Regions from separate parts of the Homo sapiens genome. Here region 1 is linked to region 2. The links are chromatin loops, found by intact Hi-C in ENCODE. Cell type or tissue: B cell. All regions are shown on one strand. Links, peaks and the distances in the headings refer to the core of each region. The heading gives the core; the rest is flanking DNA. Region 1 holds the start of LINC02602 (long intergenic non-protein coding RNA 2602). Region 2 overlaps HHAT (hedgehog acyltransferase).

Region 1 (2,913 bases), core at 236-2,735, 110 kb after region 2:
GCCAGGCATGGTGGCAGGTGCCTGTAATCCCAGCTACTCAGGAGGCTGAGGCAGGAGAATCGCTTGAACCCAGTGGGCAGAGGTTTCAGTGAGCCAAGATCGTGCCACTGCACTCCAGCCTGGGCCACAGAGCAAGACTCCATTTCAAAAAAAAAAATGCTTTACTACATAATATTATTATGTTCATCTTTATACAAATGCAGCCATAAAATATTTTTGTATTTTTTAATTTTTGTTTTTGATGAAGGGCTCATGGCCGCGAAGGCCAAAATGCCTAAAACCCACAAAAGTTACAATGTAGCCCTAGGTACAAGAACTGTGTTAAGTGCTTTATATAGTACACGTTATATAAGTCCTCATAATGGTCCTGTTGTTCCCCTCATGTAACAGGCAAAGAAACTGAGGCTTAGAGAGGTTGAGTCACTTACTCAAGGCCCCATCTAATGGGTTGGGGAGTTGGAATTCCAGCTACCTCTTGCCTGACTCCATAGTTCTTGTTCTTCCCCATGGTCTGCAGAAACCTGAAGGACTTGGCGGCAGGAAAAATTTGGTGGGGAACATGTGTCTTCTCTCTTGCCTGCTCTGATTTCTCAGGAGCAGGACCCAGGAGGGCATCCGAGCCTCTGGCAGCTGAACCTCTGCAAACAGCAGTCACAGTGCATTTCTGCAGGCTCTTGGAGCTGCTCCCTCTGCCTCGGCCAGATGCGAATTTGTGGCTTTTCCTTCTTGGCTCCTTTCCCCAGGTTTTCATTCCTTTTATTCTGGGATGGAGCTGAAATTTTTCCAACAGGGCCCATGGTGGACACCCAGAAGTCAGTAGGGACTCCAAAAGGAAGTTAAGGCCGGGGAAGGGGGCCAGGAAGAGGGAGACCAGCCTAAAGTACACAACACTCAATTCTTCATTACTCACATGTGGCCTGACCGCTGGTGGACTGGCTCCAGGAAAATCTGAACCCTGGGCTGAGCCTCCCCGCCGGCTGGCCAGGACAGACCTGGATGCCCTCCACCCTCCAGCCAAACTTATTTTTTTCATATCATAGCTGCAGAATATTCGGACCCTCTAGTCCCAGCCGCCCAGTGAACTTGAGCTGTGTGACCTTGAGCAAAAGGCAAAATGTTTCTGATTTTCAGTCCCCTCATCTGGAAAAGGAGGAGGCTGTGGGACATGATGATCTTTGAAAGTCTAATAATGAAACAAACAGAAAACCTGTGCTTCTAAGTTGGTGAGTCTGGAAAGGTACGTCTGTTGCTTAGGAAAAAAAGTCCCAAATCCCAAAGAGCCCCTTTTGGCAAGTGTTGTACTTAAGACAATCCGGGCGCTGCCCCTCCTGAGGCGGGGGGGACTCGAGGACCGGCTTTAGCAGAAGTTCCTCCCGCAGAACAACTCGGACGACGACGCCTCGGAGGATCCGGGGAGCTTTGGAGGAGGCGATGGCGGAGCAGGGCGGGTGGCAGCGCAGGCGTGGGAGGGACAGGTGGCCCGTTCGCGTCAAGTCAGGGCGCCCCCTCCTGGGACACCTGTGCCCCGCCTAGTCCCAGGGCCCAGTCCCGGGGCAGACACTGGCCGAGCCCGGAGCCTCTTCGCGTCCCCTCCCACCCAGACCAGGCCGGCGTTTCCCCCGGGCCCCCGCGCGGCTCCGGCCCGCGGAAGTCGCGCGTTCTTTCTTTCCCCCTCGTTAGTCGAGCTGAAACCTGATCGTGGAAAGTCTGGGGCGGGTGTCAGACCCGGCCAGCTCTGGCTCCCAGCGCCTGGGGCGATTCCTGCTGGAGGAACCCGGGCGGGGCCCGCCAAGGGGGCAGGAGGTCGGACACCTCGGGAACAGGCCTCTTTGTCTCTGTGCGGGTGAGGGGCTGGCAAAGCGGGAGAGGGAGTTAATTGCAGGGGCGGGGAGTGGTGGGGGGGCTGGGTAAGCCGAATGACACCTGACAGCTCTGCGAGAGCCCCCCAACCCCCGCCGCTGGGGGGTGGTCCTCCTAATCCCCTTCGCAAGAGGAAGCTAATTGCTGCAGCCAGAGAAGGCAGGATAAAAGCGAGCGGGCACCCACACCCACCAGGCCCGGAGTCTTGCTATTTGCTGCTAAATTAATATATTACCTAATGCAGAAACCACGTTAAGAACTCCAGCTTTCGGCTCCAACAGGAGCTTCTGATGGGTTAAAGGCAACATCTTGCTTTAATTCCCCCCTTTTTCCCATCCTCCCCCCACTCCCCACCACCACCAACTACAAATGTCAGAAATAAATTATTGAAACCAGATGTAAGGTTTTTGGGTGCACATTTTCAGGCAGTTGTGCGCTAACAGATGCCTTGTATTAATAATGTACAGTTGTGACAGGAAATATGGTTTAGAGTCCTGGAAAAACATGAAAGCTAATTCCATTACCCCTTTTCATGGTACCCAGTTCTTCTCAAATGTTCAACTGGTTTGGATTACAGTGAAATTCTAGAGGAAAAACGATTTGGTCTGAGATGGTAACTTGGTTCTGCTTTCCAGCTTCTCCCGTGGAACAGCACCCACCTTCCTAGGCACCTGCAGACCTGTGTTCTATATACGTGCAAATAGCCAGAGATGAGGACATCTGGACCTGGTGCCTCCCCAGGGAAGTGGCTTCCAAATATTCCCCCCTTTCCTGGTCATGAGGACCTGGTAGACAGTAAAAGCAGGGCCAATGATCCCAGCTTCATATTCTTGTCTGGGACAGTCCATTTTAACCTGGCCTACCCACTCACACTTCACTTGGAGCAAAAGTAAAAACAATAAAACACTTTTATGCTCGAGGAACCAGATAAATCCTAGTAATTGATCTCAGGAGAGGGATTATTAAGGGGCTAAGTGCAATGCTTTCCAGAACCGGGGGTGTAATAAGCATGAAGCCAAACAAATGCGCAATTTGTTATCTGTATTTCATCAC
Region 2 (2,913 bases), core at 164-2,663:
CTCCAGTTACCAAAGACAGAAACAGATAGTCCAGAGCCGTCCAGGGGATGCTAGCCACTGCCCAGGAGATGATCAGAGAACACACAACAGAAATCAGAAAATGTAGTACAAGAAGAATTTGCTGATAGGTGCAATCGCCTCAGCAAGGCACAGGAAACTCAACTCAGAAGGCAGTCTGTCTGTCATCCACCAATTCTCTGGGTCAAGTCTGATGTGCACTCATAAAGTAAAAATGCACTGTTATTGTGACTGAGAAAAAAAATAAAGCTAAAAGGTAAGTGCCTATAAAATAAGATTTTACTAATGCAAACAAAAGCCCTAAAGAAGTGAGGTTTGAGCCCAGTGTCCTCCTCTATTAGCACCAACAATGGATAGGTGGTTGAGTCTGTCAAAATGCCTCTGGGTTTACAGAAATGAAAGCTTGGTCTGTGCCCTTCGGGGCTAAACACTTTGTTTTCACTACCTAAATTGAAAGAGCTTCCACTGGGTCACATGAGTAGATAATAAATATGTTCCTGGCCGGGCACAATGGCTTATACCTGTAATCCCAGCACTTTGGGGAGGCCAAGGTGGGCAGATCACATGAAGCCAGGAGTTTGAGGCCAGCCCGGCCAACATGGTGAAACCCCATCTCTACTAAAAATACAAAAATTAACTGGGTATGGTGGCAGGTACCTATATCCCACCCACTCGGTTGACTGAGGCACGAGAATCGCTTGAACCCAGGAGGCGGAGGTTGCAGTGAACCAAGATCGCACCACTGCACTTCAGCCCTGGGTGACAGAGCAAGACTCCGTCTCTACAAATGAATAAATAAATCTGTTCCATCAACTAGGAAGAAGAAAAAGACCTGACTTACCACCACAGGGCCATTGTGGCCATCAGATGAGTTGAGTGATGTGTGCATTCCCTATAAATTGTAGGGCACTCTCCAGATGTTTTTTAGTAAATCATCTGTTTGTTTCTTCTCTCTTTGTTCCTGACCCTCTGGCCCTGTGACATCTGGCACCCCACATGCCCACCTAAACTGGGAGAGATGGTACAGGGCCAGCCCTGGGCAATCTCACAGGGCTAAAACACAGCCAGGAATGATAGGATTGCAGAATGCACCACTAGGGTTCACTTGTAGCAACCCTGTACGGCCACTATGGGGAGCCCCATCACAGTTCTACAATCATCTCTTGTCTGAAAACCAAGGTGTCTACTGGGATCAAGGCAAAGCCAAAGGGGCCTTCTCTGGATTCCCAATGGTAACAGGAAAACACTTACCTTAACTTCTTCCACACCCTGCAGCCTCAGTGTGGAGAGGAGGAGGAGAGAACAGAGCCACGTCAGGAGCTGAGACCGGAACTGGGCCACGCAGAAAGAGATGGTGGTATGGAGCAAAACCATAGCCACACCAGGGGTCCCCAGCACACACCAGCAGGCCCACATCCCATAGAGCATGAGAATCCAGGGTCTGTGCTGCAAATGGTGGGGCCCATCCAGAGAGAGACAGGGAGGAAGAGGGGAGGGAGGAAAATAAACAGAAGTGAGCTCATGGAAGTGATATTGAAGGTTCTACATGTAAGAGGATCACGTTTAATTACCCAATAAAGAAACTCTTATCACTGCCCTGGGAATTTTGGTACAACACAGACAAACAAGATTCAGAGGGACTTTCCACATTAACCCCCAGAGTCCCATCAGCTCCACCCAGAAGCAAGTAACCACTCTCCTGCCTTCAACCAAAGCCACCCAGACCCCTGGGTCACACAACAATAAGATATTGGATTGACTTTTCAACAGACACAATGGAAGCCAGAAGACAGCTGGAAAAATGCCAACTGGACCACATCCCACATACAGCATCCTTCAGAAGTGAAGGTGAGAGAAAGTATTAGTACACATTTCTAGGAAGACCTATTAAGAAAACTGGGCCATCCAAACCACAAAAGACTTTCCAAAGTCTAAGCCAGAGATTTTAAATATGTAGGGTTTTTTTGCATTTTTGATTTTTTGCATATTGATTAGTCAAATTTATGTCATAGAAAAATTGCATCTTACCTGCTTTATGAGCTATTGAGGACTTTGCATAGTCTACCTGATTGATACATTTATTCCCATTTTAGGAGAATCACAGATTTTTATCTAATCATCAACTAATTTATAGTTATCACATTGAATAAGTAGATGAATTAACATGTCTTTGCTTTATGATATAACCTTGGTCAGACCTGATGGGGAAATCCTTAAAAACCACAATGTTTTAACTTTGAGACGCAAGGTATCATTGTGGTTTAATGATTCAAGCTTTGAAGTCTAACTGCCTAAATTCAAATGCTGGTGTCTCATAACTACCTGTGTGACCTGAGGCAAATGACTCCATCTCTGTGGATTCATTTCTTCATATATAAAACTGGGATATCCCAGCACTTTGGGAGGCCGAGGCAGGTGCATCACCTGAGGTCAGGAGTTCAAGACCAGCCTGACCAACATGGCAAAACCCCATCTCTACTAAAAATACAAAAATTAGCCAGGTATGGTAGGTGACTGTAATCCCAACTACCCGGGAGGCTGAGGCAGGAGAATCCCTGGAACTCGGGAGGCAGAGGTTGCTGTGAGCCGAGATCGCACCATTGCACTCCAGCCTGGGCAACAGAGCAAGACTCCATCTCAAAAACAAAACAAAACTGGAATAATAACAATATCTCCTTCATGGGGTGGATACACAGGAAGGACTCTACAAATACAGTTGTTATTCCCATAGGGAAATGTGATGTCTCACGGGCATGCATTTTAAAATGTGGATCCCAGGAACCACCGAATTGAAAAGTGATAAGTGCCTGAACTTAGGTCGTCTTGTGGAAACAAAGACTTTTTTCAGGGCAAGACAGGTGTGGAGTGTAAATTGCAAATCCCGTGCTTTGATGC

The links. A loop is a pair of places that touch in the nucleus more often than their neighbours do. Peaks named below come from ENCODE experiments on the same cell type or tissue, not always from the same donor. Only the 100,000 strongest peaks of a DNase experiment are listed, where the experiment ranks them.
Region 1: it touches region 2 in a loop (29-fold over the local background); 3 of 110 quality-filtered maps call a loop at or near these places.

What each region holds. Positions count from the first base shown.
Region 1 is chr1:210,291,268-210,294,180 of GRCh38, reverse strand. It overlaps LINC02602 (long intergenic non-protein coding RNA 2602), which reads left to right and starts at 1,032. Exons shown (of 2, transcript NR_183451.1): 1 at 1,032-1,237. In B cell, for the core only: no CTCF peak of the experiment used is centred there; a DNase peak (open chromatin) is centred at 1,520; H3K4me3 peaks cover 871 bases; H3K27me3 peaks cover 1,607 bases.
Region 2 is chr1:210,399,019-210,401,931 of GRCh38, reverse strand. HHAT (hedgehog acyltransferase) reads right to left here. Exons shown (of 12, transcript NM_018194.6): 5 at 1,270-1,464. Among named protein-coding and RNA genes, the nearest start is that of HHAT, 72 kb to the right of the region's middle. In B cell, for the core only: CTCF peaks have their summits at 913 and 1,115; a DNase peak (open chromatin) is centred at 1,141.